3 separate regions of the Homo sapiens genome follow, and all the other regions are linked to region 1. A link is a loop called in an ENCODE intact Hi-C map of the cell type or tissue named here. Cell type or tissue: ascending aorta. All regions are shown on one strand. Each heading gives the region's core, and the rest is flanking DNA. Links, peaks and the distances in the headings are about the cores only. Region 1 has its middle 150 kb from the start of C10orf126. Region 2 has its middle 150 kb from the start of LYZL1. Region 3 has its middle 66 kb from the start of C10orf126.

What was found. Hi-C counts contacts between places; a loop is a spot of excess contacts. Peaks named below come from ENCODE experiments on the same cell type or tissue, not always from the same donor. Only the 100,000 strongest peaks of a DNase experiment are listed, where the experiment ranks them.
Region 2: it touches region 1 in a loop (2.7-fold over the local background); 8 of 110 quality-filtered maps call a loop at or near these places.
Region 3: it touches region 1 in a loop (5-fold over the local background); 7 of 110 quality-filtered maps call a loop at or near these places.

What each region holds. Positions count from the first base shown.
Region 1 is chr10:28,987,393-28,998,426 of GRCh38, forward strand. No RefSeq gene overlaps it. Among named protein-coding and RNA genes, the nearest start is that of C10orf126, 150 kb to the left of the region's middle. RefSeq lists an enhancer at 3,464-4,663 and a silencer at 4,408-4,702. In ascending aorta, for the core only: a CTCF peak has its summit at 4,539 (motif pointing left); DNase peaks (open chromatin) are centred at 4,099 and 6,924; H3K27ac peaks cover 3,906 bases.
Region 2 is chr10:29,134,819-29,145,852 of GRCh38, forward strand. No RefSeq gene overlaps it. Among named protein-coding and RNA genes, the nearest start is that of LYZL1, 150 kb to the right of the region's middle. RefSeq lists enhancers at 5,547-6,047, 6,048-6,548. In ascending aorta, for the core only: no CTCF peak of the experiment used is centred there; a DNase peak (open chromatin) is centred at 6,425; H3K27ac peaks cover 1,509 bases.
Region 3 is chr10:28,906,846-28,917,879 of GRCh38, forward strand. No RefSeq gene overlaps it. Among named protein-coding and RNA genes, the nearest start is that of C10orf126, 66 kb to the left of the region's middle. In ascending aorta, for the core only: no CTCF peak of the experiment used is centred there; a DNase peak (open chromatin) is centred at 4,840; H3K27ac peaks cover 4,391 bases.

The DNA of each region.
Region 1 (11,034 bases), core at 1,143-9,142:
GCACCTGCCCCCACACCTGGCTAATTTTTTATATTTTTAGTAAGAGATGGGGTTTCCCCATGTTGCCCAGGCTGGTCTCAAACTCCTGATCTCAGGTGATCTGCCTGCCTCGGCCTCCCAAAGTGCTGGGATTACAGGCGTGAGCCACCATGCCCGGCCATAGATTTTTATTATTCAAATACCAATACGTCGTTGTTGTAACGGATTTAAATTATGTATGAGAATATAGAGCCCAGTGTGAAAGGGCCCATTCCTGGCTTGGAGCTTATACATCCTGGCTGCTGTCCTGGGCCACCAGGGAATGTCTGCTTTCCCTCCCTTCCAGTATGTCTTTCCTCCTCCTCTTCCTTTTTTCCTCGTCATCCTCTTCCCTTTCCTCCTTCTCCTCCTTTCTCCTTCCTTCTCCTCTTCCCCTTCTTCTTCCTACTTCTCCTTTTCCCCTTCACTTTCTTTCCCCTCACATCTCTCTTTCTTCTCCCATATGTATTTAAATAAAATAAGGATGTTGTTTTACACAAATAAAAAAATAGTTTTAGAAACATGCCTTGGTGGAAAGCAAGAATTTTTTCAAAACCTTTCTTATATAAAGGAAAACGACACAAAGCCTCCTGTAGTGTAGAGCTGGAGCTAATTTTAGGAAGAAGGAGGATTTGACACACATGAAGGAAAAGAGAAGCTCGTTCGCCACGAGACGTGGGGAGCCAAGACAGGGAGTGAGACAAAATAAAACCCCGTGAGTCACCTTTGAGCTCTCTCCTCCTCCCCATCCCAAATGCAGGCTACCAGCAAATCCTCCCTGCTCTATCTTCATAACATATCCAAAATCTGGCCGGGCACGGTGGCTCATGCCTGTAATCCCAGTGATTTGGGAGGCCGAGGTGGGCGGATCACTTGAGGTCAGGAGTTTGAGACCAGCCTGGCCAACATAACAAAATCCCATTTCTACTAAAAATACAAAAATTAGCCGGGCGTGGTGGTGGGCAGCTGTAACGCCAGCTACTCTGGAGGCTGAGGCACGAGAATTGCTTGAACCCGGGAGGCGGAGGTTGCAGTGAGCTGAGATTGCACCACTGCACTCCAGCCTGGGCAACAGAGCAAGACTCTGTCTCAAAAAACAAAACACACACACACACACACACACACACACACACACACACACATATCCCAAATCCTTCCTTTTTTCATCACCTCCCAACTCACATCCTGGTGCATGCCATGAGCATCTCTTTCCTGGATTTTTGCAGCTGCCCCACTGGTGTGCCAGAGCCAGCTTGTTAAATCACCTGAGCCGAATATGAAGTTTCCAGGAATTCTGCAAGTTAGTTGTTAAATGCAACCATTACTAAAAATTAAACAATATAAACTTATTATTAAATTATATTAAAAACCAAGGTAATAAATATTTAGAAGTCAACGCTTCCTGATTTTACTCCATTTTACGGAGGCCGTTGATCTGTATTGTATTCACATGGTAGGAATACTGTACGATGCCAGGCTGCTGCACATCTCTCCCCAACTCTGCTTTTATTCTTTTTATTGATCTATTTATTTATTTGGAGATAAGGTCTTGCTCTGTCTCCAGGCTGTTAGAGTGCAGTGGTACAATCATGGCTCACTACAGCCTCAAACTCCCGGGTTCAAGTGATCCTCCCGCCTCAGCCTTTCAGGTAGCTAGCACCACAGGTGCATGCCACCATGCCTGATTACTTTTTATTTTGTATTTTGTAGAAATGGGATCTCACTATGTTGCCCAGGCTGGTCTTGAACTCCCGGGCTCAAGCAGTCCTCCCACCTCGGCGTCCCAAAGCACTGGGATTACCAGTGTGAGCCACCATGGCCTGCCTGTTTTCAGCTTTATTGGTGGAAATCAGCTATGGTGGAAGTATGAACACCACAGAAATCACCAAACACTACAAATCAGTAGTGGTCAACACTTTATAAATGCTCACTGGCCGTTTCACTCTGAATGAACAAAAGTCCCCATCTTCTGAAGAACTCACCAGGCCTGAAGCCTCCCCGCAATTCCCAACATACACCTTCTTCCCTAGTCTGGTAAGTTTATCCTACTGAAATACTACACCTGGAAGCCCAGCTAAAGTCTCACCTCTCTAGTGGAACTTTCCTTCTATTTTATTTATCTGGTCTTCCTGTTTTCCAATTCTTTTTATTTCATATACACAGTCTCACACTAACCTGTTCCTCAATGTCTCTGACTTTACTGTAAGTTCATAGACAGAGTCCATACACATTAGGTGCTCAATAAAGGCATATCAGGGGCTGGGCACGGTGGCTCATGCCTGTAATCCCAGCACTTTGGAGGGCTGACATGGGTGGATCACTTGAGCTCAGGAGTTCGTGACCAGCCTGGGCAACATGGTGAAGCCCTGTCTACAAAAATTAGCTGGGCATGGTGGTGCATGCCCGCAGCCCCAGCTACTTGAGAGGCTGAAGTAGGAGGATCGCTTGAGCCTGGGTGGTTGAAGCTGCAGTGTGCAGTGAGCATGTCACGGCACTCCAGACTGGGCAACCGAGCAAGACTCTGTCTCCAAAAAGCAACAACAAAAACAAAAGACAAATCACTGATGCAGGACTAGAGACCTGGCCCAAGATAATGTTACTAAGAGTAGTGAAAACAGATTTAAATATCATTATCATCTGATGGACCTAACCTTTCTGTCATTTGTTTCACTCATTTGCATAACCATCTGTGAGGTAAGCAATATTATCTGAACTTTACAGATGACAAAGTTAAGAAACTTGCCAGGTCAGACGGCTAGTAGGAGGCAGAGCTGGAACTTGAATCTGTGCTCTTTCTAAGAGGAGGAATTACTGGAGGAAAATGACCGAGGTTTCCATGGTAAATTGAATTGTGTTGGGAACTATACATGGTATTGGAGACTGCTCTGGTGGCACCATGAATGCCCTGACTTGGATACTCTTGTTTTCCAGGTAAAGAGACTGTATGTGGTGTTTTGACATTTTTCCAGAATCCCAATGTGCACAAGAGGCTTTCTGGGTGTGAGACATTTGTAACTAGGGGAATTAGTGCTATCCTGTTGGGCTGGCCTCTTGGAAGTGATTTGCCTTGGTTTTTCTCAGTGAGGGGACTGAAGTTGGGGAAAATGACAACAAGGAATTGTAGCCCTTCTTGCTGTGGTTGGCTGTGACAACACATGACACACATCATCCCCTCCACAACCAGAACAGGGATTCATGGGGACCCCAGAAGGCTTGACTGATGGACTAAAATGTGGGCTTTGATGGCCTCCTTCTTTTGGCCCTGCTTTTGTTTTTTATTGTTGTTGTTGTTGTTTGTTTGATTGTTTGTTTTTTCTGAGATAGGGTCTCACTGTTTTTGCAGGCTGGAGTGCAGTGGCATGATCACGGCTCACTGCAGCCTTGATCTCCCCAGGTTCAGGTGATCCTCCCACCTTAGCCTCTCAAGTAACTGGGACTACAGGCACGTGCCACAATGCCCAGCTAGTTTTTGTATTTTTTATAGAGAAAGGGTTGTGTTGCCCAGGCTGGTCTTGAACTTCTGGACTGAAGCCACCCTCCCACCTTGGCTTCCCAAAATGCTGGGACTACAGGTGTGAGCCACCACTCCTGGACTTGGGCCTGCTTTTGAATGATGCCAAGGCCGTCACGGTGGTCTCAAAGTCAAGCAATACAGTCAACCCAGAACCATGTTGGGCTCATCTGATCTTAGAGTCAGCCTCTCTCTGATACATTTAGATCATGTATTAGAACGGCAGCAAAAGGCACATGATTGTAGAGAGGGATGAGCTTTAACCAAGGTTAAAGAGCTTTGGCTCTTACTGGTGATGGTCCTGAAGTCAGTTATTTTGCCTCTCTTTGCCTCGGAGTTTCTTCATTTGCACAATAGGGGTAATGTTAGGATTAAAGGAGATAAAGTATGGGTCTAGTACATGGTCAATGATCATCAAGACGAAGGTTTTCTTGCAGAAATACAGGTCGGGCCCCTCAGCAGGGATTTGGCTGGTCCCACCTGATGTCATTCTTCCCACTAGTTTCAAACTGGGCTGCTCGCCTGTGGCCAGGGAGTGTATTCCAAAGCATTCCTGTTCGCCAGCTCAGGCCTCAGGGCTGCTGTGAAGCTGCAATTCCTTTCATGGAGCTCATGTGTGTGACAGGGTGTGCCCAGCTCTTAAAGTGCTTTGAAGAAAATGCCTTTGTGCTAAAAGCTCTATAAATATAAGGCGCAGACCTGGGCGTGGTGTTTCCAGAATACTCCCAATTTGATGTTAGCTGTCATCAAAGGCTCAGGTCATAGAAAAGTTGGAAATGGGGGTGGTTTGCCAATTCAGTGATTCCCCAAAGCAGAGATGATTGTTTTTTCTTTTTTTTTCCAACTTCCATTGCTTGATGGTACAAGGCCCATGTTGCCTTTCTTGTGTCCAGAACTACACAAACCTGATTTCAAGTATCCTTTTGAAGAATTACCAATTGCATACTCTCTCTCTACCCCTTTCTTCCCCACCCCACCCACCAACCATCCAGAGCCATCCAACAGCTCCTCCTGGTGGCCATTGCGGAGAGAGATTCTCTGATCACACACCTTTACCTTCAGTATGAATGTGCTTCATTCATTTATTCAACCACTTTTTATTGGTTAACTACTATGCACAAGGCATCTTGCTAGATGCTGGAGATACCAATAGAACAAATAGGGTTCCTGCCTTCATGGGGTCACAATTCTGTGAGGAAACAGACAAACAAGTGATTATAATTACACAATGACTGTGTCATAACAAAAGTATGTACAAGAGCATGGGGGAGGAGCAGGAAAGGAACCTAAGGCATGTTGATATTGAAGCTAAGAAGGCCACAACTTCAGGGCCTTCTCATTTGCATGGTCCCCTTCTGAGGCCATATCACATGTGCATATAACACACACACACACACACACACACACACACACACACACACACACATATTTTTTTCAGACAGGGTCTTGGTCTGTCACCCAGGCTGGAGTGCGGTAGCGATCACAGCTCACTGCAGCCTCAAACTCCTGGGGTCAAGCGATCCTCTCGTTTCAGCCTCCGGAGTAGCTGGGATAACAGGTACACACCACCACACCTGGCTAATTTTTGTATTTTTTGTACAGACTGGGTTTTGCTATGTTGCCAAGACTGGTCTCAAACTCCTGGCCTCAAGTGATCCTTCCTCCTCAGCCTCCCAAATTGCTGGAATTATAGGTCTTAGCCACCATCCCTGGCCTATGGTCATAGATTTTTATAAAATTTACAGGAGTAACCCATTTTGAAGGAATCAGTTAAGATTACACTTGTCTTCTGCACTAACACTTACTGTCATATTTCTCCTGTTATTGGGGGACATGGAAGCAGGAAAAGTTGTCTTTGGAACTGGCTTAGGGAGGGTTGAGTTGGGGATAGAATTCATTTGGGTTTAGTGAGGTTTTTTGTTGTTGTTGTTGTTGTTTGTTTTTTTTTTTTCTTTTTTTGAGATGGAGTTTTGCTCTTGTTGCCCAGGCTGGAGTGCAATGGCGCGATCTCAGCTCTCTGCAACCTGCCCCTCCCGAGTTCAAGTGATTCTCCTGCCTCAGCCTCCCGAGTAGCTAGGATTACAGGCATGCGCCACCACACCCGGCGAATTTTGTATTTTTAGTAGAGACGGGGTTTCTCCATGTTGGTCAGGCTGGTCTCGAACTCTTGACCTCAGATGATCGGCCCACCTCAGCCTCTCAAAGTGCTGGGAATACAGGCATGAGCCACCATGCCCGGCCCCTGGGTTTAGTGAGATATTTTTATGGGTTCATAGTTAAGCTATTGTCAGGCTTCCTTGTGTAGGAGCAGCTTCCAGAAATACTTCTATCACCCACCTTTCTGACTCAGCAACGCTGTGACATAAAGCTTCATGATCAGAGGCTACATCACAATTTAAACATGTCTGCTAGCTCCGGACACCAGAGCTAGGTGAACAATGGAGGAGAAACGTGATTTAGATAGATGGAGCCAGAAGCTAGTCTGCGGAATGTTCTTCAAATTATCAGACGTGTCACTTTGTAAGCAGAGGATTTGGTTGTGGGAAAACTTGAGAGAGGCTTCTGCAGATGTGGGAGCAGTTTTCAACACTTTTTTTTTTTTTTGAGACGAAGTCTCACTCTTGTCCCCCAGGTTGGAGTGCAATGGCACGATTTTGGCTCACTGCAGCCTCTGCCTCCTAAGTTCAAGCAATTCCCCTGCCTCAGCCTCCCAAGTAGCTGGGATTACAGGTGCCTGCCACCACGCTCGGCTAATTTTTGTATTTTTAGTAGAGATGGGGTTTCACCATGTTGGCCAGGCTGGTCTCGAACTCCTGACCTCAGGTGATCCGCCCACCTCAGCCTCCCAAAGTGCTGGGATTACAGGTGTGAGCCACCGCATCCGACCCAGTCTTCAATGACATCACTACTGAGTTTTGAAGCTGGAAGACATGTTTTCAAACAATCTATAGGCTAAAGCAAATCACCATAAAGTGTTAGAGCAAAGAGAGTGGATCTTTTTTAATCCTCTGTATAGAAAAAAAAGGTAGAAAATTGTTTTATGAAGAAGAGATCAGCGTTTGCAGCTAAAAAGTAGAGGAAAGAGAACTATTCTAGAGGCATATGAGGCAGTCACTATTTCTGTGGATTTTGTAATATCTGTGGAATTTGTCAGATGTTATTGTGATATGTTATGATTTTATACTCATTCTAAATAAATGTTCATTTTCATGCCTAATTTTTCATTTGTAATTCTGGATTCTTTTCTTTCATACTTCAGACTCTATACAACTTGGATCAGGCCTGGGAAAGAGACCCTAAGTGTGTCCTGGGGAGGACCAGTGGGGCTTCATGGAGGGTCAGTGTGGGTGCCAAGAGATGGAGGAACCTTATGAGTTGGCCAAGGGCAAAGTGAGCAAGGGAATTTCCAGGCAGAGAGGAAAAGTCAAGAGGCCTATGAGAGCCCTTCTGTAGAGGAAAGTGGGATATTGCAACTGAGGGCATGGAAGTGATCAAGGCCCCCAGGCCAGGTCATAGAGAGCTCTTCTGCTGTCCACAGGGTTCCCAAGGGAGGACCCCTGAGCGTTCAGGCAGGGAGTAGGCAGATGCTGATTTGGGGGTCCGCTAACTTTTCCTCTGTCTTTATCACTCAGCTTTTGATGAATTCTACCTTTTCTCATCTCTCTGTACATATCCCCTTAATCTTCCTCCTTCCTCATACTTTTTGGTTAATTCCTTTGACTGCCCTCTTCACTACCCTTCCACACCAAGGAAGGCTTTTTTATTTTTTTAAATTTTTTTCAGAGAGAGTCTTGCTCTGTTGTCCAGGCTGGAGTGCAGTGGCTCGATCTTGGCTTACTGCAACCTCTGCCTCCTGGGTTCAAGCAATTCTCCTGCCTCAGCCTCCTGAGTAGCTGGGATTACAGGTGCCCACCACCACGCCTGGCTAGTTTTTGTATTTTTTTTAGTAGAGACAGGGTTTCACCATGTTGGCCGGGCTGGTCTCAAACTCCTGACCTCAAGCAATCCTCCTGCCCCAACCTCCCAAAGTGCTCGGATTACAGGTGTGAGTCACCGCACCCGGCCCAAGTAGTGCTTTTTTGTCTCTCTCCTGTTGATTGTGAAATAGGAATGACTACAATCACCAAAGGAACTAACACAATGTTAGTGAGTACCCATAAGTGTTCAGTGCTGAGTAAGTAGTTGATAATTAAAATGGTAAAGGTATTGCCCTCAAGAATCCTGTTGGCTATGGGGAGATTCAGCTAAACAAGCAAACAGATATCTGATTTTTAATAAATGCGAGAAAAGAAACCATGTACTGTACCACAGTTGATTTATCCATTCATCCATCAATGGACATTTGGCTGATCCCACCTTTTGCTTATTGTGAATGGTGCTGCATTCATCTGTCTGCATTCGTGTGAGTAGCAGTCTTTTGTTCTTTGGGTACAGACCTAGGAGTGGAATTGCTACAATTTGTGTTTCGATGCTTTGTCCTTCTATCTTCCTGGAATCTCGATTTATCAATTATTTCCCATGCTTCTTCAATATTTACATTTTTTCCACCACTCCCTCCCTTCTGGTGTACAGGACATGGAAAGATCCAATCTGAAATAAATATTCAAATACTGTGAAAAAAAGTTCCTATGATTTTCAGATACAGAAACCTCAATGTTAAGCCATTGCGGAAAATCTTTATTTCACAAAAGGATCTGAAAAGTACGAAGGGAACTGAGGAGAAAGAAAATCTCAACAAAAGCAGTTCTGGGAAACCATCTCTCATCAGCCTTCATTCTTGAGTGATGACCACCATACTAGATTTTATCGTCTTCTTGGACTTACGAAAACAAAGGTTTCACATAGATTGAGACCCACTTCTCTACCTTTCCACAGGTTGATTTATTTCTTGATTTAGTGAGCTTGCAAATATAGATAGATTACTTTCTTAAGCTGCTTCATGAGATGGAGCAACCTGCAGCTGGGGTGACACAAGCATACTACAAAGTCCTGCTGCCTTGTGGTGGGAAGGACTTGGGCTGGAGAACCGCAGACTGTATTCCTGGACAAACAACTGAAGCCATTCTGTACTCTGCAGAATATGAAAATTAAAGCAAAACTCTTTGCAACAATGCCCGAGTTGCTTTCTAAGTTTCCTTTCAGCTTTAGAAGCCTAAGATTCTAAATATATTGCTGGCTTTGTCGTGTAATCAGATACAAAGGTGGGACCATTCCTATTGACATTTCTTACTCTGAGTCTAAGCATAAGAGGTTTGTTGAAATAGAAATTGGCTAATTAGCATATTTCCATTTCTAAAAAGTACATTGACTTCACTTCCCTTTGCACTTGTGTGTTCTGCATGTTTTATGTGGAGTATTTGGTGAAGACTGTCTCACAAGAAGGTCCTAGCTTTAGCAACTTGGGGGAATTCTTCAGTTGAAACTCCAGGTAGTTCTTATCAGATACTTTGACAAGCCCCTAACTAGAAAGAGGAAAATGTTTTGCAGTTTGTTGTAAAACTCTTCAAAGACATTATTCTATCTTTTTGGTAAAACGATTCCATTTCATGCTCCTACTACATTCTTTGCATTCTCTTCTTGTTTCATCTCAAAGATACTTGTTTTCTCTATGAGTGACTTTCATGTGGTTTTTCGTGTGTTATAATTTCTTTTCTTTGGATGAATAGTCTATATTCATGGTGGTTTTAAGAAGCATGAGTGAGGCCTGGGATGCTTTTTTTTTTTTTTTGAGACCGAGCCTCTCTTTGTCACCCAGGCAAGAGGGCAATGGCGAAATCTCGGCTCACTGCAACTTCCACCTTCAGGTTCAAGCGATTCTCCTGCCTCAGCCTCCCAAGTAGCTGAGATTACAGGTGCCTGCCACCACGCCCAGCTAATTTTTGTATTTTTGTAGAGACGAGTTTTCACCATGTTGGCCAGGCTGGTCTCGAACTCCTGACCTCAGGTGATCCACCTGTCTCGGCCTCCTAAAGCGCTGGGATTATAGGCATGAGCCACCACACCCAGCCCTGGGATGCTTATTTTATCTGAGGAACACAACCTCAATCAGGCTGCATGGATGTACTGAAACAAAGCACAACAGACCCATCTTTGCAAAGGTAAGTGGCCACATGCACAAACTCTCCAAAAATGAACCTAGCGTAGCAAGAGATACAAATAGCATAGGCAAGCCTGAAGGTCTACATAGTCACCTCTTAATGGGATGCTTATTTTATCTGAGTAAGAGGTGACTCAGGCTTGCCTATGTTATTTCTGTCCCTTGCTAAGCAAGGTTCATTTCTGGATACCCTCTGCATGCGGCCACTTACCTTTCCTCAGATGGGTCTATTGTGCTTTGTTTCAATCCGTCCATGCAGCCTGGTTGAGGTTGTGTTCCTACAGGTTGCGAGTCTCAGTTCCCAAACAGGTGCCCTTTGTCTGTAATCTACTTGGAGACACTGTCCTGCATTGATTCTTTCCTGCATTGTTTCCATTGCCTCTTTGTGTTGACTCTAAAAGAAACTTGCTGAAATCATGTCACCCTTTAATATTTTCCGCCTGTGTGCATTTTCAAGTATTGACAATGGTTGCCCAGTGAATATACTGTGCTCTGGCAAAGTCAATAGTTTCTGGATCTTCAGCGATCATCTTTTCTACTAAGCCCTAGAGATTTCTAGAAACAGATATTTGCTTTGATATTTCATGAAACAAAGGCATAGATTGAGCAACTTGAGTGCGTTGTTGTTACAGTTGTAGTGGCCAAAGGACTTCTCTACTGAGAAATGAAAACAATTCTCCATTTTCTTCTCATTTCAACCCATTAAGACTTAAAAAAAAAAATAAGGAGGGCTAATCATTTATAGTCTATGAGAATGAGGTCCCTGGGAGCTGTACATCTTGGGAGCACTGTGGCCTTGTACATGTTTGTTCACTCAAGAAGAATTTGCAAGTACACATTTCATTTGAAAGCATTTGTAGATCTCCCTTCCCATAACTGCATTGTGTAAATGCTCCCTTCCTCAAGAATTTGTTCACTCAGAGTTCACATTTGAGACAACTGCACTCCAGTGTGGGCGTGCCTTTGTCTTCAGGCCACGCCGAAGAGTGTTTAAAGCAGTCTTGCCGGTCGCTCCTTTCCCAGCCGTGAATAAAAACTGAAGCCAGGAATCTAATAAGGAATGCTGATTTCCTCAGTTCCATTTTGAGGAATGGGGAAGGCTATTCTAAAGAAAAAAAATGGGACTTGTTTTCTCGGCACATCTGCAAGACTGGCTTTAAGAGCACAAGGAGGGAAAGTAACGAGAGGGCTGGACTACTATAAAAGTTACAAATACGTAGTTAGACCAATAGATTTATATAGTCAGGTTTTTGTCATGTAATTTATTAACTATTACAGAAACACAACTAAGAATATCAAGCATTTCTCTGGCTCTTGACAAAAAATCAGTTGACTTAACCCTTTGCTGTCAAAAGAGTTGGCGTTTCCTGTTGTGGGTGCTACTGCCAAACGTTCTGGTACTTAGAGT
Region 2 (11,034 bases), core at 1,756-9,755, 150 kb after region 1:
AGCCTGGCAACATAGGGAGACTCTGTCTCTATTAAAAAAAACCTTAAAACAATTAGCTGGGCATGATGGTGCATGCCTGTGGTCCTAGCTACTCAGGAGGCTGATGCAGGAGGATCACTTGAGCCTAGGTGTTCAAGGCTGCAGTGAGCTATGATGGCACTACTAAACTCCAGTCTGAGTGACAGAGTGAGACCCTCTCTAAAAAAACAAACAAACAAAAAAACTTTGAAATGAATGGAGCAAAAGATATCTCAGACAGACCCCATACTCTTCCTAAAGGGATTTAGGTATGCCCCATTTCAGCATGAACGTACGTCTAGAAAATACAAAAGGAGGAAGAATGTTCTGTCCAGTGTTTTATTTGTGCAAATGACGGGATTTCTAAAGCTTTTCAACAACACAACAGTTGGCTGTATTCAAAATCAGCCGATAGTAAGCAGGTACCTTGTCCTCTAAAGGTTTCTAGAAGGCTACATGGTCTGTATTTGGTCATCCTGATTTAATTCCCTATTTTTCTGATAGAGAAGGAATGTCGCTCTCTGTAGAAATATGTGTCCTAAAAGTCCCTTGGCTACTCTGATTGAAAAAAGAAACATGTTTGCAGGACTAAGCTAAGATGTTGAGATAAGAATGAACACAGTGGTCACAACAGATAAACAGGAGGAGGAAAGGAGCTGATGAAAATGGGAATGCTTTCTTTTTTTTTTCTGTCTTTACAGTTGCCTTGCAGAGGCGCTAAACCCCATAACTATGTTTATATTCTGATGATGTAAGACATTGCTTCCAAAGAGATAGCAGTTTCCATAGAGCTGAATCTATGGGAGCACATATTAATCTCTTTTTTATTTTAGGAGGAAGAGAATCACATCACAGAAAAGTCGTGAAATGATTGAAATGTTCTTTTCTGTTCCCCCAAAGCATCATTAAATGTATGTTTCAATCTCCTAATATAATCTGATTAACATATATGCTTGACATGATTCATTAGAATAATGACAATGGGAATTTCCAAGGAACACTTATTCTGTGCCAGGGACAGTGCTAGCCACTCGACATGAATTATTTCACTTAATCTTCTCAGTAATTTAGTTGAGAAAATTGAGACTCTGATTTTAAGTGATTTTTCTAAGGCCGTGTACATAATGCATAGGTTTGAATTCCATGTGTCTTTGACTGCAGAATCCATGCTAGGCCACACCTCCTAGCTCTAAAACAGCAATAATATATCATAAGAAAGGGACCAGGAGATGAAAGGGGGCAGGAATTGGCATCTGCCCAGTACTTGGTCTATATCAGGTACATTACATGTTTTCGCATGCCCAACTTTACATAATTAATAAGTAGGTGAGCTAAGATTTAACACCAAATGGATCTGCTTTCATAGTTCACTCATGTTCCCTCAAGTGGACTTTCTGCCTGATTACTTTAGGTGAGTTTAAAAAAATTAAAATAGGTATTAAAGTTAAATTTAGGGACCACCTAATCCTGAAGCTAACCAAAAACAGTATTGGGAATTAAACTTAAGACACTGATATCCTGATTATCTATTGCTGCATAACAAGTTACCCCAAAGTGTGGTGGCTTTAATATAATAATTTATTATTGTTATTATAATCATAATTCTGTGGATGAAAAACTCAGGTGGAACACAGTGCAACAGCATGCTTCTTTTCTTCTCTTTCGCTGTTATTTATTTATTTAAGTTTTAACTGACACGTAGTAACTATACATATTTATGTGGTAAAGTGTGATGTTTCAATAAAGGCATGCATTGTGCAATGATCAAATCGGGGTATTTAACATAGTCATCACCACATACATTTATCTTTTCTTTGTGATGAGAACATTTCAAAATCCTCTCTTCTAACTATTTTGAAATATACAAGACAATATTATCAACCATAGTCTCCCTACTGTGCAATACAACACCAGAACTTATTCCTTCTGTCTAACTGTAACTTTGTACCCACTGACCAACATCTCTGCATGCCTCAGGATGTCTTGCTTCTGCTCAGCAATGTCTGGAGTCTCAGATGGGAAGACTTGAATGGTTGGGGGCTGAAACAGCTGAAGGCTGGATGGGTATCTCTCTCTTACTCTGCCTTTATCTCTCTCTCTCTCTCACTGTCTCTCTCTCTCCAAAATAGCAAGCTTAGGCTTCCTCACAATATGGCAATCTCAGGTTAGTTGGACATCTTAAACCGCAGCAGAGCTTCAGAGTGTTCCAAGTATTTCAAGAAAAGGAAGTGACATCTACCAGTCTCTTAAGGCCTGGACCAAGAAACGGATACAGTATCATATTTACCATAGTCTGTTGTTCAAACTAACCAAGGGCCTACCTAAATTCAAAGGGAGGGAACAGAGACCCCATCTCTTCATGGGAGAAGTATTGAAGAATACGGAGCCATTTTTAATCCACCACTGCTAAACTTCAAAATCGCCTAAATATATTAATGTCAGCTGACTCACTAACATCAGTATGATAGGCTACATGTTGAACTGTTTTTTTACCCAGGCATTAACCAAACTTGTCAATAACTATTAATATTAGCCTTATTATAGATATAAACCATCATTTGGGCTTTTTTTTTTTTTTACCTATATGTGAAGATCTTAAGGAAGGAATAAAGTAGTATTTACTAATAGTTTACCTACTGTCCAAAAACAGTGTGTTTATAATATTTCATTTAATTCTCATAATTACCTTAATGTGTTATGCCCATTTTATAGTTGAGGAAGTCAAGGCTTAAAGAGATCTAAAGTGGTTTCTAAATATCAGCATTCTTGATGCCTCAAATCGTTTAAACTTTCAGGGTGAATCTTAAAGTTTTTGAAAATTAAAAAAATTATACATATATATTTTGGGTTGATACATAATGTTTTGCATATTTGATGGTTACATGTAATTTAAATGCAACGTACTCTAGTCCACCTAAAACTCCATGGATCCAACACCTACGGATTCTTGAACGTGTGTTTCTAAGTTGTCCATTGTTCAAGTTTCCCGTTTCCATTTAATTCTTGATCCATCAGATCTTGTCTCTAGCTACAGGTCACCGCTTTCCACCTCACCCCACCCTAAATGTCCCAGCTCCCTTATTCATTAATTCCATAAAACTCCTGTTAATACAGGGCTTTCTCGAATATACGGATATAAGTTCTGAAGGTTCGAGGGTAATAGCAAGATCACATTCCACTTGACAGAGAAATGATTTTTAAATGAATGTTAGACAATGCTGTTTTTAAAAACACCAAGGCCATTTCTGTTGCTGGGAATTTCTTACTGGCTGTTCACTCCCACCACGTGTTATAGGCACCTGATATTGCCTCCAGCCTGTTAGTCTCTGGAACTACTTATAGCTTCACCTCACTCCACTCCTCTCCTGGCTGCTGCTATAAACTAATATTCTAACAACACTTTTGTGCACAGCAATTAGGGTCCCTCTTTGTCTTGCCCTGGGCCATTGCAGAAACAGCCTTCACCATCCAAAGAGGTTACTAAAATATTTTTATGCACAATGACACTTCTCTTCCTTTCTACTGTTATCTGCTAGGGAGAAGGTGATACTGCAACAGTTCATGTAATAGATACGCTTTTGAGTTTAGTTTCAATTACAACGAATACTTTTTAAATCTAAAATTCACTTAGCAAATAAAATATGCCCTACACATAGTAGATATTTAATAAATAGGTGAAGTGTGAATTAAAGCAGTGCTAATCAGGAGCCATTATGTTACGTAGTAAAGAAAGCCTCAGTACTTAGTTTCACTGTTTGACCACTAAACTAGCAAAACAATGAATGAAATTCAATGAGGAAAAACATGAAATTGCATTAGAATACACAAGGAATGGTTCAGGGAGCCCAATGAAGAATAGTCAATGGCCATAGAATGAAATACAAAAAAAGAGGGCAAGGTCCCCCAAAATTAGTATTAGTTGGATATTTTTAAGTTTGTTTAATAAATACTTGAAAGAAGATATGTTTTATTTATTTATTTATTTATTTATTTATTTATTTATTTATTTATAGAGACAGAGTCTCACTCTGTCACCCAGGCTGGAGTGCAGTGCTGTGATCATAGCTCGCTGCAGCCTCCAACTCTTGGGCTCATGCAGTCCTCCTGCCTGAGACTCCCAAGTAGCTAGGACTACAAGCACATGCCAACATGCCTGACTAATTTTTTAAATTTTTGTAGAAATTAAGTCTTTCTATGTTGTCCAGGTTAGTCTCAACCTCCTGGCCTCAAGTGATCCTCCCACTTCAGCCTCCCAAAGTTCTGAGATTACAGGTGTGAACCACTGTGCCTGGCCATAAGACATGCTTTAATAAATCCTTCAATAACTTGCAAAGTACTGTGACTGTTGGAAAGTTATTATGACCTAAGAGATTATCTAAAGAACTAAAAGAATGACTGTTCTGGGAATTCAAAGAAATATTAAAATAAGGCAGCTTTGAATGAAGACAGAACAACCCCAAAGGAAAAACAACGGAATCCTTTAAATATATATAAATTAAAAGCTAACCCTTCTTTTAATGAATCTTATTTTCCTCAGCATTCTGTCCTGGTGTGATGTGGCTGTGTTGGCTTTTGCTGATGCCCAAGATGGCGGATCATGGAAACTGTGGTAGAAAGCCACGCCCCATCTTTAGCTCCCTCAACAACAGTCCTTGGTTTACAAAGGGTACACCGTGTGGGCTGCTTTGTGGAAAAGAAGTTTTCCCACAATGCCAATTAAGTTAAATTTGGAGGGCCGAGTCACTTTTTCCCCTACAGCTAAGCTTGAGCCCACGGGAAACCATCTTGATCCTTCCATATAGTGCCTTCAGAATAGAAATCCAAATTGGTTCTGCTACGACCTGGAGTACTGCTGAGATCACTAAACTCCTCTGACCACTCATAAATTTAGCGTTCCCCTTTTCTATGTCAACAAACCCTGGATAATGGTGTTCATTATTTCACTACATTCTCAAAAATAAAGGAGCCCCAACAAAAAACAGTTCTGTGACAAGCTGTAATATAGGAGAAAACTCATTTCCATATTATATTAAGCACACATGGGGGCCTCATGTTCTGTTATGTGCTATCATGACTACTTTGGGGTACCTTTATTATAGAATTCTTAGTTTTCTCAGAATTTTTAAAACTACCAATGCAGAAAGTGAGTGCCATTATTTTTGCCATTATTTTTATTCGAAGTAAATGAAAAAGAATATTTATATACACTTAAAAAGTGCCATCGGGGACATTTTATCTTATAGGAAATCTAGAATATATACTCCCTAGTGCCTTGAGATGATTTTTAAAGAACACATTAATCTCATTAGTCCCACCCCTATGGGTGGCAATGTTTTACTTTCCTTGGGTTTATTTTTAGTATTGTGCTTCCAAATTTTGTTTGGGGATGAAAAAGGTCATATGAAGGCCTTTTTTTGTATTTTCTGTAAAGCATATAAGGGCTCATTGGCTACAACCCTCTTAAAAATCAGTGGCAGGAAAAAAGCAAGTATCTTCTGAAGCAGTGAAATGCTTCCTTTCACTGGAGGCAGAAAACAATGTAACCCATTGTTTTTACTCTTTCCCTAAACTGCAAGGAAGCTCAGAATTAAATTTAATGTTCAGTTGCAGTAACTATCTTAAACTTCCCCTTTTATATGCTTTTTGATTTTCTGTCTATTTTAACAAACTTACTGTGTATGTAACGTTTTATTGAAACCTGCTTAAAATACTTTCTGGCAGAAGGAAGAATGTAAGTTATTCTTTAAAAACAAAAACAAAAACAAGACCCAACTCCAATTACACTGAAATGTGCAGGTTATTTTAGATGTGAGCCCACAGAACAATCATCCGTTAGGTTACTTGGGAGAATTGCCTCTACGTATCCACTCTGTCCTTGTGCATAAACACTCCAAATTGAGAAAAGTAGAAAGGCCATTTTGAATTTGACTTAAAAAAAAAAAATCCAAAAAACAGAGTCTCGTTCTGTCACACAAGCTGGAGTGCGGTGGCACGATCTCGGCTCACTGCAACCTCCGCCTCCCAGGTTCAAGCGAGTCTCATGCCTCAGCCTCCCAAGTAGCTAGGATTACAGGCATGAACCACCACGCCCTGTTCATTTTTGTATATTTTAGTAGAGACGAGGTTTTGCTATGTTTGCCAGGCTGGTCTCGAACTCCTGATGTTAAGTGATCTGCCTGACTCAGCCTCCCAAAGTGTTGGGATTACAGTCATGAGCCACGAATTTGATTTCTTGATGAAAATCTACTTTCTGATATGATTCTCCAATGAACTTTTCCCTTGGGCTTGGAGAGCAAAAAACTTCTACTTTGTTCTCAATTTTTTTTTTTTCTAAGAGATTCCCAAATGATGAGTTAAGTCCAGGAGAATTTTTTGCCTCTGACTAGCACCCAGTATGGGTCCCCGCCTTGCCATATGTGGTTCTGGGTATGAATAACTGGGCAAAAAACTTATTTAAGTCCTCCTTACCAAGGGATGTTTGTTCTATCTGGCTTCTAGTGAGGTAGAAAATGTCATCAAGTTGGACTTTTCAGTTCTGGTATTAGTACTGTTATATCTGATATTGCAAATTCCAAAGGGCTAAAAAAATACAGTCAAAGAAAGCCAACCAAATTGCTTTAAAGCTTTAAAAACAAACATTTGCATTTCAATCATGGGTAAAGGCCTGGGAAAGAGGGAAGAATCTGTGCAAGTATTTAAATTAAATCAGTTTGCCCACCTCCTAACACATTCTTAGACCGGTGGTATATATTGGCGGGATTCTTAAACTTTTTGTAATTGTGTGATAAATAATAGCATGTTCAAATATCTCATGAATTATGATTAGAATCCAATGCTGAAGCTTAACATCCCTTTTGAGAAAAATATAGTCAGTGAATCATTCTTTATAACAAAGAGCTTGGGAAAAAAATTAAGAACAGTCACAAGAGAATTTGGGATATTGGTAACCAATCAGAAGGTTTCAGGAAAAAAACAGTTTGCATTTGGTATAACTTAAGAGACTATTTTGGAAATTTAATAAACCTAGAACAAAGTTATTTGAAACTCCAGTAATGAATACAATGGTTAAATTCCACTCATTCCTGCATCATGGCAGAAATACCCTTATCTCTGAACACAAACCAAAATACACAAAGTCCTGATGCCTATCTGCCAGCCCTGGAGGGCAGCCTGGCAGTGTGAGAAGGAAGAAATCTCTTAAGAGCCTTCTCTTTTACCATATGTGCTTTCTACTAACTCTGTCATCTTTTACTTCATCCAAACTGGAAATGAATGAGCAGGCCTTCTCAGATGGCAGAGGCTACTGATGTTGGCAGTAAATATATAAATGAAATAAAAACAGAAATAACCAAAAAACCCCAACAAATTAAAACAAGCTCCTGAAAGGCACAGCTCCCTTCTACCCTCTCTAAATTAATAACAGACTTATTAGTTCAAAGGTAACTTGCGAGAGGTTAGAGTTTCTTTTAAAAAACCTAAATATAGATTAATATATTCCCCCACCCCTATATTAATACTTTTTACAAATAAACACATTTGGTTTAGCATAAGGAATATTTAAATATAAACAGTAGTTTTCTTACACAAATGTATGTTTTTACAATACTAAATCAACCTCACACCAACAAGAGTTGCAGCACTTGACCATGTTTTTATTGCAATCTACATCCATGATTTCTCCTTGCCATTAGAAGTGGTGTGGAAGTGCTGGGAAGGGAAGAGCGTGGTCCCTTTAAATGATAGGGAACCGAGGAAGGGAAGTGCTGAGTAGGGGAGGGTGTGGTCCCTGGCTAGGGCTCCACCCCCACGGGCCCAGGTGAGGACAGGCACTCCTGCTTTCGCCGGCTGTTGCATTTTCCAAGACCACTGTGGCCCACCATGCCCCCGTCCTGGGCCTATAAAAACCGGAGTCCCTAGCACAACAGAGACACAAGCCGCTGGACGTAGAGAGGAGCACATTGGCGGAAGAAGGCGCAAGCGGCTGATTGTGGAGAGGGCCTCCAGAGGAGAGCGCGGGCAGAAGAGCAGGACAGGCACCCGCTGGCCGGGAGGTCATTGACTGGCAGAACGACGCGGAATTTGGCTGGAGCAGTCGGAGGAGAGCCCAGGACGCCCAGCAGCCCGACTCCAGAACAAAACCATCTCCCTTCTGGCTCCCCCATCTGCATCCTTGCTGAGCCTTACTTCTACTCAACAAAGCCTTACACATTCTCGCAGCCCACGTGTGATCCGATTCTTCTGGTACACCAAGGCAAGAAACCCCAGGATACTGAAATCCCTCTGTCCTTCTGATAAGGAAGGGAGTCTCATTGAGCTGGTTAGCACACGCCGCCTGTAGACGGCAAGCTAAAAGAGCACCCTGTAACACATGTAACACATACCCACTGGGGCTTCAGCTATAAACATTCACCCTAGACACTGTCTTGGGGTCGGAGCCCCACAGCCTGCCCATCTTTATGCTCCCCTAGAGGTTTGAGCAGCAGGGCACACCCTCATCGCACGCCCTGGGAGGGGGACAAGGGAACCTCTTCCATTTCAGAAGAGTGGTGGTAGCTCTTAAAACTGTGATCTGGGTCACTGTTCTCTGCAGCCAGCACAGATGTGTACAGAGATGAAGGCACGTGGTCTGCAGTGACACTCGGGCACTAGGTAAATGATGAGGACATTTACAAATGGTATTCGATAGGTAAATTCATAAGTGCCAACGGGTAACCAGAATTCTATGTCCCAGAAACTGGTGGTGCACTGAACTTTCTCCATTCTCCTTCCAGATCCCCTGTCGGCATTTCTGTCTTCTTTTCTGAGCTCAGGAAGCTGACCTCTGCAGATTGCATCAAGTGGGTCTGAGACCCCTTTCCTTTGGCTTTCTTGCGGTTTCAGCCAATGACAACCACTGTAGCAGAGCAGAGGGGGACTCATTCTGCTGAAAGCCACAGCTCCTATCCGGTGGTCTTAGAGCTTGGTAGGTCCTGTAACTACCTGCATCCTTGCTTGTAGGTTTAAGGGTGGCAGTCACTTCCCTTTTGCTAGCCCCAGAGGGGCTTTACAGAGTCTTGGTTTCCTTGCCCTTACTTTCATATAACCTCCTTTTATTTAAAAAAACTGTTTAATTATCACATTTGAGTGTCTTCTTTTTCTGGCACATGCAGCTATGTAGATTAAAGGGGTAACTGTACTTTAAAAAAAATCAATAAATCAGACTTTTCATTACTTCGTCTGGTCTCTTCCTTATCCCTTTGGTCCAAATGTATTATGCAGTATTGAAATATGGTGGTAATTCATGAGGGCTAATAATCTCATGTATTGAGTACTTAGGTGCTAGAGTTTGGCATGCATTGTCTCATTTAATCTTTATTATTACCCACCTGGAAGATAAGTATTATTATCTCAATCTTCCACACAAGAAAACTGAAGTACAGATGTGTGAAGGAACTTGCCCAAGAGCCCACAGCCGGCAGCCTGTGTGGGACTGGAGCCTGCATTCTTCATTCTCAGTGCAAAATCAAACAGTGAATTCCTGGGGTCAGAGCAGTTGGTCTTAAAGTGGGTCACCTTCCCTGCTTCTACTGGTTGTTTCTCCCTTTCCTGATTGCCTTCTCTCTTCCTTCTCATTTTCTTGTTTGCGACTTTGACTTCACCTCATCACTCTTCACCCTTTGTCCTTTACTCAGCCTTCTACTGTCTCATGAGCTGGATTTTCTCCTCCAGTGCAACACACAGCAAAATATCAACAGCTACAAATTGTTTTAAGAGTCAGTTGCAGCCATTACAAATTAAGCTTATGGAAAGTTCTTAATGGTATGGAAAAGGCGGGATTGTGAATTCCCTAAAGCAGCACTGTCTTGTTCATTGAGCTTTCCAGCAGTACAATGCAGGCACTCAGATGATACTCAATACACAATTTTTTTTTTTTTTTTTGAGACGGAGTCTCGCTCTGTCGCCCAGGCTGGAGTGCAGTGGCACGATCTCGGCTCACTGCAAGTTCCGCCTCCCGGGTTCACGCCATTTTCCTGTCTCAGCCTCCCGAGTAGCTGGGACTACAGGTGCCCGCCACTGCGTCCAGCTAATTTTTTTGTATTTTTATTAGAGATGGGGTTTCACGGTGTTAGCCAGGATGGTCTTGATCTCCTGACCTCGTGATCTGCCCACCTCGGCCTCCCAAAGTGCTGGCATCACAGGCGTGAGCCACCGTGCCCGGCCTCTACACAATTTTTTAAGGAATGCAATAGTAAGCTCAGAAAGCAGGACACACAGTTCCATGCACAGTGCAATCTCAGGAAGAAATCACATGTGTAAAGTGAAGCCAGGGCAGAAATGTGCTTACCTAGTATCCATAGTTGTGTTAAGATAATGGCTTTTCAGGTGCTTATTTGAATGGTTCAACTTTTCTCTAGTTTTCAGATTTTTCACACTGGGCATGTTTTACTTTTTAGGCATAAATGTAACAACAACAACAAAAACCCCAAAGTGATATGGTTTGGCTGTATCCCCACCCAAATCTCGAACTGTAGTTCCCATAATTCTCATGCATCGTGGGAGGGACCCCGTGGGAGGTAATCGAATCATGGTGGCAGGTCTTTCCCATGCTGCTTTCATGGTAGTGAATAAGTCTCATGAGATCTAATGGTTTTTTAAGATCCATCAGATCTCATGAGACTTAAGATCTATGGTTTTATAAAGGCGAGTTCCCCTACACAAGCTCCTGCGTGCCACCATGTAAGACATGACTTTGCTCCTCCTTTGCCTTCTGCCATGATTGGGAGGCCTCCCCAGCCATGTGGAACTGTGAGTCCATTAAATCTCTTTCCTTTATAAATTACCCAGTCTTGGGTTTATCTTTATTAGCAGCGTGAGAACAGACTAATACACAAAGCAAAACGGGAAAAGTTCCACATAACGAGGTGGTAAGCCCTGATTCTCCCCTGGCATGCTGGACTCTGGCCTGTCATTCTCTCTGCTCAACAGAGCCAGACAGGGCCCCGGGCAGCTTACCTACACCTAATGGGCAGCAGTATT
Region 3 (11,034 bases), core at 1,011-9,010, 81 kb before region 1:
CTTTGTCACCCAGGCTGGAGTGCAGTGGCGATCAATCTTGGCTCACTGTAGCCTCCACCTCCCAGGCTCAAGCAATCATCCCACCTCAGCCTCCTGAGTAGCTGGGACCACAGGCGCGCACCACCACACCTGGCTAATGTTTTGCACTTTTGGTAGAGACAGTATTTCCTCATGTTGCCCAGACTGGTCTGGAACTCCTGGCCTATAGTGATCTGCCTTCCTTGGCTTCCCAAAGTGCTGGGATTACAGGCATGAGTCACCATGTCCGGCCACACTTCTTGTCTTCTGTTTAATGCTGAATGTTATAGCAAAGGCTAAGAAAATGTATTTCATGGCCCTTGGTTCAAAATTTCAGGAAGCTCAGATCCTAAGATAGCAGAGAGGAAGGAGACCTGAAACATTTTCAAAAGTCAAATAACTATCATACTCAGTCTATTCAAATGAGTAATCAAATTTCCCTATCAAAACAAGGCTAAGGGTTTTTTTCCTCCCTGTACGGAAATAGGTTTTCAAAGGTAACAGAAAAGTTTGCAGAGTTATGTTTAAGTGTTTGTGTCTGCAATCACAGTTTTTCTTTTTTGTTTTTGGAGACAGGGTCTCACTCTGTTGACCAGGGTGAGGAGTGTAGTGGCATGATCATAGTTCACTGCAACCTCTGCCTCCCTCCCAGACTCAAGCAATCCTCTGGCCTCAGCCTCACCAAGTAGCTAGGACTACAGGTATGTACCAACATGACCAGCTAATTTTTTTAAAATTTTCTTTGTAGAGACAGGGTTTTGCCATGTTGCCCGGGCTGATCTCGAACTCCTGGGCTCAAGTGATCTGCCTGCCTCAGTCTCCCAAAGTGCTGGGATTATGGGCGTGAGCCACTGTGCCCAGCCTGCAACCACATTTTCAATGTCTTTGTTTTTTAAAAGGCATTCCACGATGAATCGTTCATCACGGAATACAGAGAATTATTTTCTAATGTACAAAACTACCTTGAAAATATGTGAGAGTTGGGGTTTTTATGTTCAAAGAAGTATCTTTCATATTAAAGCTTTAAACAGGCGATTGTCTCTCTGATATGTGGTAATTAATTTCTGTTAATTTCTTACATTTAGTTCTGTTTAATGTTGGTTTCAGTTTTAATTGTGTTTAAGGCATATCTGCACTGTGGAGGTGAGACAGTGGGCTCAGGGCCTGGAAGACACTTAGAAAGCATAAGAACCATAACCTTCAGCTTCTCACGCTCCCTTCCTGTATGGCTGATATAGTTTGGCCCCGTGTCCCCACCCAAATCTCATCTAGAATTGTAATTCCCATAATCCCCATGTGTGGAGGGCGGGGTCTGGTAGGAGGTGATTGGATCATGGGGGTGGTTTTCCCCATGCTGTTCTTATGACAGGAGTGACTCTTCACGAGATCTGATGGTTTTATAAGCATATGGCATCTCCTCAGCTTGGACTTCTCTCTCCTGCTGCCATGTGAAGAAGGTCCTTGCTTTCCCTTCACCTTCCACCATGATTGTAAGTTTCCTGAGGCCTCCCCAGCCTTTTGGAACTGTGAGTCAATCAAACCTCTTTCCTTTATAAATTACACAGTCTCAGGTACTTCTTTATAGCAGTGCGAGAATGGACTAATACGATGGCTTTCTTATTGAATTGAAGCTCAAAACTAATATTTCAGGAGCCACATTTTGATCTATAAACCTGTATTATTCTTATTTCTAAAAAATTTTTTAGACAGACTTTCATTCTGTCACCCAGTGGGGCAATCATATTGGGGTATCATAGCTCATTGCAGCCTCAACCTCCTGGGCTCAACTGTTCCTCCAGCCTTAGCCTCTAGAGTAGATAAGACTACAAGTGTGTGCCACCATGCCCAGCTAAGTTTAAAACGTTTTGCAGAGACGAGGTCTTGATATGTTGCCCAGGCTGGTCTGGAACACCTTGACACAAGTGATCCTCTCAGTTCAGCCTCCTAAAGTGCCAGGATTACAGGTGTGAGCTGCCGTGCACTGGCCAAACTCTGTATTTTTGAAGAAAAGAGATACACGATTCAGTCATTAGAACAAATGTATCCAAATGTACAAGTGAATTAATTTTGCCTAGACTGATAACTATAGTCCTATGTACTTTTATGGGATTTAGGAATCAGGATAATTAGTTCAATAACCAACAAAACTCAAGTCGCTGGAAACCAGAAGACACTCATGCATATTTCTCTATTATACAATTAAAATTTGCAACTTGGTGAAGGGTCCATTGGAAATACATCCTTTTAAAACCAGTGGCATGTCTGTCATTCCCAGAATGCAGTAGGACCAGGTGACTGGGCCCTCTCTGCTTTGGGGAATCTGGATGTGATGCCAGCACCAGGGATCCAGGTCATCGGGGCACATACCCTTAGCTTCTGAGGAGTCTGAGCCCTGGAAGCTATAGGTCTGGGACCTAAACCAGATTCCTGACTCTCTGGAGAGTGCCCCCAAATCAATTAGAGTTGATATGTGGATGCCATTTTTCTTTGTCCCCTGCAGATTCATGACTTCAATTGAGAGATGAGTTTCAAGCCACCTTTCAAGGAATCCTGGGTAGAATGAAATCTGTTCCATGGAATCTTAAGAAGAAGAAGAAAAAAAATCAAGATCCCTGTGGTAGGTATCAGTCATTGGTTTCTAGTTACTCAACCCTTTTACAAGTCTTAAGGACCCTATAAACTTTGAAAGTTGTAGTAAAATATTTATAGAGCAAGTCAAAGAAAAGTATAAAACAGTGGGTCTAGGTGAAATTTAGACGTGGCTAAAGTTCCTTTTCACCTCTTTTGCTGTTTGATTCATAAGGGTATAGGTACCTGGCCTAGTGAAATAGCAACTCATTTCACCCTGTAGACCGGACATAGTACAATTTCCACAGTTGCAAAGCCATTTCATTCCTTTTCCTCCTGGTGTTTACTTTAGAAGTTCAAGAGACGATTTTGATGAGAAATGACAGTCCGGTGCCTCATGAGAAACTCAGGCCGGTGCCACAGGTGAAAACTCTGAGGTCATTACCCCTTCTGAATTTTCCTGGGAAAGGGCCTTGGAGCCACTCTCCACTGTGACTGAGAAACTCAAGAGGAGCCATTGGTGTTTCAGGCTTTTAGGGGAGATATAAATGGAGGCCTGACTAGTAAAACCTGCCACCCAAAGCCCCAAGGCACTCTTTACTCAGGCAGTCATAGAGCTGGGATGGAACGCCATCTGGAGGAACCCCACTTTGCCTGTGTGCCTCCACGTCCCCAGCCCATCCTTGGGGTTCTTCCCTTCCTCACCAGGATGCAGGGCTGTAATAGCAGGGTGCTGTTCAGCAGCTGCTGCAATATCACTACACGGTAAGGGCTGGCCTTAAGCAACATGCTCTGGGGTTCATAAACATACATGGGGCAGGAAAACGTGATCGCATATAAATGTGTGCAATGTTATTCCGGGAAAAACATGTGAATGTTTTGGAAGTCATAAGGGATTTCCTAAATAACGATGGTGTATGGAATCCAAGAGGTTTTTGCTCAAAGAAAGCCCAAGATCATAACTGAAAGTGTGTTAGGAAGCAAAAAAAGGTCAAAAACCACGGGCAAAATTAATGTCTTGTTGGGTCCTGCTACAATAACTCTGGGGGTGAAATGAAGTTCATGCTCCTTTATTCTGAAGCATGATTATAAAGCAATGGAGTAACGGCTTCAACAAATATATCTGAATGAATATATCTAAATAAATGCTGTGGCCTTCAAGATGGCCATGGCGAAAACTCTAATTATTATGACATATGTTTCTTAAGCCTTTTCTGAGACCCTTCCCAACCCTTCTTCTCCTCCTGTGCACCGCTCTTCTGAGATGCTTGAGGTTTCATACATACTACTATTGTAAATATTTCCATTTAACATTGAAATTAGTTGTTTTCGGGGTTTGTGCCCCATCAAGGATTGGTACAGAGTAAAAATGTATTGCGTTAAAAAATTTTTAAAGTGTGTTTAGTGAATGGCCTTCACAGATAATTTATGACTCGCACAGGAAAACTTGCCTAATGTTTTAGGGCCACATTTTGTATACCAAAGCAGTGTCACCCAATTTGGTCACCTACATTCACCAGCTCCATTTTAAAATAATTTTTGGTTTATTTTAAGAATCAAATACACCTTCTTCTTGGTATAAAGGTTTATAACCATTGAGACTATTCTAAAGGAATGTGCTCTTGGCTCTGGAGGCAATTCCAAAGGAGGAATTTCCAAAATATTTTGAGCTATGACTGCATCATTGTGTAGTGATGCCCAGTGGAAAAATATTTTTTAAAGCAGTAGAACTGTTCCTTAAAAGTTACTCATAGTTACGAGAGGCTGAGCAACCAATTCACGATTGTGACTTCCTTTGTTTTGGGAAAAGTTAGCAGAATAAACACTTCAGTTTGTCCAAGAACAATAATTTGTGTAATGAGCGTCATCCTCAATGTTACTTTAAATGTAGGCTGAGAAGTAATGTGTTCTGTTTAACATAAATAGAGTCCATTTTTAGTGGGACATTGTCCTTGCTGCATCTTTGAATATGGATTTAGATTTTAGTGACTGTCTCTGAAACTGTCTTGGGAAGGTGTGTGTGTGTGTGTGTGTGTGCATGCACATGTGTGTACATATCTGTTTGTATGTATAAATGCATGTATATTTTGTCTATTTGTCTGATTATATTTGTTTTAGGACAGTGCAAACCCTGAGCTAACCCAGAAAGTATCTCGACCCTCTCTTTACTCCACACTGGATGAAAGACTGGGAAAGGAAATTGAATCAGGTTTGCCCGGGCACAGTGGCTCATGCCTGTAATCCCAGCACTTTAGGAGGCCGCGAAAGGCGGATCACTTGAGGTCAGAAGTTCAAGTCCAGACAGGCCAATATGGCAAAACCCCGTCTCTACTAAAAATACAAAAACAATCAGCTGGGCATTGTGGTGGGGGCCTGTAGTCCCAGCTACTTGGGAGACTGAGGCAGGAGAATCGCTTGAACCCAGGAGGCGGAGGTTGCAGTGAGCTGAGATCATGCCATTGCACTCCAGCCTGGGCAACAAGAGTGAAACTCTGTCTCAAAAAATAAAATAAAATAAAATAAAATAAAATAAAATAAAATAAAATAAAATAAAATAAAAAGAAATGGAATCAGGTTTGACCCTGGCTATCTGGGCGACAGCACCAGGCGTGGTGTTATGAAGACCAGCAGATGGAAATGAATCACTGGTGATTGGGGCTGGTGTTTGGGGCCAAGGAGGCTGCATTGCAGCTGGTGGGTGGTTGAAGGGTCCCCCTTTTAGGAAGGAGAAGCTCCCAGTCATCTTGGGATGGGAATGAGCAAGGCTGCCACTTAGTTCTGGGACTGAGAGGCTCCAGCTGGATTCGGAGGTGGGAAAGAGACCTGGAGCCTGGTGGAGAGGAGGCTGACTTGGCTTAGCCAGGCAAAAGGTAGCCAGGAGCTAGGCCAAAGGCCCAAGGCTGGCGTTCAGAGCCGGGACCCTCTAGAGGAACCCCTTTTGATAAGCATGGGAATGTTTCTCGGAGTTGTAATTGTGTCAGCCCCATGCCTTCAGTACAGTTTTATTAAACAGTTGGGCTGCTCCTCTCTGTGCATTGTGGAAGTACAGGCAGAGCTTGTGTCTGCACTTGGAGTGTCTTGCATGGGGATGGCCGAGCAGCCTGAGGAAGCCAGTGTTGAGCCTGTTCAAGGGAATTTCCTTGCAGGGCTTTGCAGCACCGGCCTTGGAGTCAGGGTGGCTGGAGGGATGAGTGACTACTGGGATGGGTGGGCGGCACATCCAGCATCTCTCCAGAATTCTCCAACATGTTCATGAAGGAGAAGCAGGGAGAAGAATAACTTTCTTGAGTTATGGAATTGGGCCTCAAAGTCATGATTATTTGGATAATAAGAAAACACAGGCTGGGTACAGTAGCTCACAGCTGTAATCCCAGCACTTTGGGAGGCTGAGGCAGGAGGATTGCTTGAGCCCAGGAGTTTGAGACCAGCCTGGGCCACATGGTAAGACTCAGTTTTTACATAAAAAATTGTTTTTAAAATGAACCAGGAGTGGTGGCTCGCATGTAGTCACAGCTACACGTGAGGCTGAAAAAAGGAGGATTGCTTGAGCCCAGGAGTTCAAGGCTGCAGTGCAGTGAGCTATGATTATACCACTGCACACCAGCCGGGCAATAGAGCAAGACCCTGTCTCAAAAAAACAAAACAACTCCTCTCCCCACCTCGAAGCCCCACGATCTTTTTGGTAATTACAGGTGAGTGAGGTCTGGGGACTTACTAGTTCTAACTGGGATAAGTGCAAAGCATTACTATGTCTATAAGATACCTTCCATTTTTTAAAAAGCAAACTTAAAAGTTGAAACAATTCCATATTTTACATGTCTTTAGAGGTTCTCATTATGTACGTAGGTGAAATAATCACAATGTAACTGAAATGTTTAGTTTTCAGCCAGTGGTTTGATTTTCTCTGCTATAATCCCTCTTACTCTGACCTTGATATTCCTCACTCCCCAACAGCTAATCCATTGGTGAGTTAAAGATTTCTCAAATCTGCCAGTATGGTGGCTTACACCTGTAATCCCAGCACTTTGGGAGGCCGAGGTGGGAGGATTGCTTGAGCCCAGGAGTGCGAGACTGACCCAGGCAACAGAGTGAGACCCTTTCTCTACAAAAAGTAGAAAAATTAGCCAGGCGTGGTAATGCACGCCTGTGGTTCCAGCTACTTGGGAAGCTGAGATGGGATCACTTGAGCCCAGGAGGTCAGGGCTGTAGTGAGCTATGATTACACCACAACACTCCAGCCTGAGTGACATTGCAAGACCCTGTCTTCGATAAATAAATACATACATAAATAAATAAAAATAATGCAAACACATTTTTAATTTACAAGACACTCTTTGAGAAAACTATATTCTGGGAAGGGATTATGAAGCTGGATCTGGAATCGTGCCTGGTTCCCGTCCTCTGGCTCATTCATGAAGTGTTGGATGAAGCACTTTGCTGAGCCTAAAGAGTCCTGCTGTGTGGGATGAGGTGGGTGGAGGGACTTGTTAATGCTCATGTCCCATCCAGGGCCCCCTTATGCTCTTCTGATCCAATTCCCAGGAACATCAACTCCATAAAAACATTCCTCTCCCTCGAGCCGCCCATTAACCTTTCTGAGTTGGCTAATGATTAATGTCATTAGCTTCGGAATGCGATGGCAACTCCCCAAGAGGGTATGGCACCCACAGTGTTGTGGGTTGTAAGAACTGTGCAAACCAAGCGAGCTGTCCTCAGTCTGGGTGTGGAGATAATGGTTTTACCCCCTCCAACAGTGACTTTTATTGCAGTCATAATTACTCATCTGTTCAGTTAGCACCTGCCCTACCAGTGGGGAGAGAGAACCCAAATAATAATGTCAAGTTTACCCAACCTAACCAATGCAGACATCACCAATGATGTGATGACCTTGTGTTTGGAAAGCGAAGGTCTCCTTGGGCAGGGGAGCAGCCCAACCACATTTTCTCAGGAACTGCTCTGATTTCCTTTATCCTTGGCCTGGCTCTAGCAGGTTAAACCTTTATGAGATTGTCATTCCCATAGGTCAAAAATGACCAAATATAAGGAATTTCATAGGGTTCAACCCAATATAGTTTGTTCTTGATTTTTCTAGAGTAGTGATAAAAGACACGGGTAGAAAGTAATAAGCAAAGAGAATAACTTGTCAAGTAAGAAAACTCTAACAAAGTTAGGGGTAGTATATTTTAAAAGCTTACTTGCCCTGGAGAAGACTATGCGTATTATACACTCTTGCATTAATATTATATGCATGTGGATTTTGAAATATTTCAACTCCTTGGGTGAGACATTTAAGGTAATGAGTTCCTGAAGTTTCATGTCACTACAGTGCCTGAAAATCGTTTTCATGGAATTTTCATTAATTTCTAATAGATGAGAAGGTTGTATTTACAAAATGAGTGATTGTTGCCTTAGAGATCAGGCAGGACATTGCCAGTAATGAGGGCAGACTGCAGTCAGGAAGTCTTGTTTGAATTAATAGTAAGTGAACTTCAAGACAGCAGAAGTCACTGCTTGTCCCAGATGTCTAATGATGAGTAAGTGAAACAGGAAAGCAAGGAGAACTAGCGCTGCTTGCCTACTGTGTGGCAGCTCTTCACATCCTCTTTCCTTTCATCTGCATACAACTCCACAGGGACAGGGATTATTGTCACCATTTCACAGATGCTCCGAGCAGTATTAAATCAACTGTCAAAGTCCATATCACTAGACATTGGCAGAGCCAGCATTTATGGCCAGCTCAGTTGTATTCAAAGCCTCATCATTTGCTTATGCCAAGAAAGACTGGATGACTTGGTACCAAAGGTGGTCCATGTTTATGGCTTTGGGCCTGGCATCTTCAGAAGTGTCTTAGTTTGGGATTGTGCATGCTGGTGCCATTTTCCTGATTCACAGGTCTCCTCAGCAAGCACTGGAGAAGGCATCCTCAAGTATAAAGCATTGGGACTTTGGGTTGCATTAAAATTTGCCTCCAGTTACTCCCAGCAGAGCTTGGAACGCAGTAGTCAATAAAGCAAATATATATATATTTTTTGAATTTTATTATAAGAGATACATAGTGTATATATATATATTTTAATTTTACTATAAGAGATAAGGTCTTTGTCTGTCACCCACGCTGGAGTGCAGTGGTGCAATTATAGCTCACTGCAGCCCTGACTTCCTGGGCTCAGGTGATCCTCCTGCCTCAGCCTCCTGAGTAGCTGGGCCTGTAAATGCTAAAAACCAGCTGCCAGCACGTTCAGCTAATTTTTCTACTTTTTGTAGAGATGGAGTCTTGCTATGTTGCTCAGGCTAGTCTTGAACTGAGCTCAACCAATCCTCCTACCTCAGCTTTCCCAAATGCTGGAATTACAGGCATCAGCCACCATACCCAGCCTTGCATATTGTTTTGGTGGCATCTCAGATGACCTTGTTAGCTGGATTTTCTTGTCAGAAATCGAGGATAAAAAGGATTTCCAAGTCACTTTTATACAGGATGAAATGGAGCTTTGGTCGAAACCTTAAGCCACCAAACTCTTTTTGGGTTGGGTGAGAGCTGTAGGTTGAGGAGCCATTATATCAAATAACAATTATGACTGGCACTTGAAACGGTGGGGGTGGGAGAGAGGGAATAAATAGTTTGGATGCTGGCTTGGACTGCTGGGCTAATTCTGAGTGCTTCTGTTTTAATCAGCTCCCATGGCGAGAGTCATGGAAAAATACCACTTTCACATGTACACACAAGTACTGAGCTTAAGAGTAATGAGCACTAATGCAGTCATTTAATACATATTAATCTGTTTGCTTCCTCATTCTGCATCTGTCACTGCCTCTAAACCCCAGCAACCTGGAAGCTGCTAATTCTACTCTGTTGCTAGACACGCGACATAGAGAAATACCAAAAAGAAAGCATGGAAACCTAGCTTGTTTATGGCTAGTAGGTACGTGGATCTGTTACTACTGTCGATGGTGTGTCCCGTCATTCTGCTTGAGCTTTGGTCAGCTGTGTAGACAGAATTTCCCAGGAAGGGAAAACAAACAGATAAGGAAGCATTCACTGTACATTTTTCGTCCTTTACTGCCTGTATGACTAGCTGTGACAGGCTGCAGGAGATTCGATTCCACTCAGCTACCAAGGACAAGGCTTGCCATAATGGAAGCTCAGTAAATATTTGAATGCGATGCATTTTTTTGGTTCCTATTCCTGTGTTATCTAGAGGAATATAAGGCTTATGCCTTTTTCTAGAAGATGATGGAGGTAAAAGAAATAATTAGACATAAGGCATTTAGAAAGAAGACATGCAAGATGAAAGGCAAGTGAATTGAAGAGAATCATGAGTCATGGTAATGTTACAGACCCCAAAATAATATTATGTGTCTGGTTGGCTGCATTTTTTGGTGGGGCTGGGGAGGGAAACATGTTTCCTGGAGCTGAGCTGCAGAAGAGAATAGGGCCTGACACCTGGGCTGGGCAACCTAGGTTAGTCATTTAATGGCACTGAATACTTCTGTCTAACTCTTTTCAAGACGGCTAACAATCTCTAACTTAAAGGATTGTTGTAGGGATTAGGGATAAGGTCAGTAAGGGCGTGCATGACATCGACTGCCGAGAAGGAGTCAATAGATGGTAGCTCTGGCCAGGCGTGGTGGCTCACGCCTGCAATCCCTACACTTTGGGAGGCTGAGGAGAGGAAGGCAGATCACTTGAGGTCGAGACCAGTCTGGCCAACATGGTGAAACCCCGTCTCTACTGAAAATACAAAAATTAGCTGGGCATGGTGGTGTGTGCCTGTAATCCCAGCTACTCGAGAGGCTGATGCAGGAGAATCATTTGAATCCGGGAGGTGGAGGTTGTGGTGATCTGAGATGGTGCCACTGCACTCCAGCCTGGGCAACAGAGTGAGACTCCATCTCAAAAATAAATAAATAAATAAATAAACAAATAAATAAGTAAATGGTAGCTCTCATGGCCTTTATGCAGGAGGAAGGACTGGAAATGGGTGTCCTCAGTGAGTGATCAGAATTTCAATAAGTGGTGAGAAAGAGTAAAGGCATCTTCCATGTCGATGTGTCAAACTATAGTTCATTCATTTTCATAGTTGCATAGTTTTTCATTGTATGAATATCCTCCCATTTATTTGCGTGTTCTCTGGAGGATGGATATTTGGTTGTTTGCATCTTCCAGCCATTATGAACAACATGATGTACTCATTTTTGAAGGCTACCATAAGAAAAGACTGCAAATAGGATGGATTGAAACAACAGAAGTGCATTCTTATACAGGGGCTAGTCTGAAGTCAAGGTTTCTGGAGGGGTATGCTCTCTTTGAAGGCTGCCGTGAAGAAGCAATTCCATATCCTTCTCTTAGCCTCTGACATCGCTGGCAATCTTTGATGGTCCTTGGCTTCTAGACACATCCTCCATTGTCTCTGCCTCCATAGTCATGGGGGTCTCCCTACTTGTATTTTA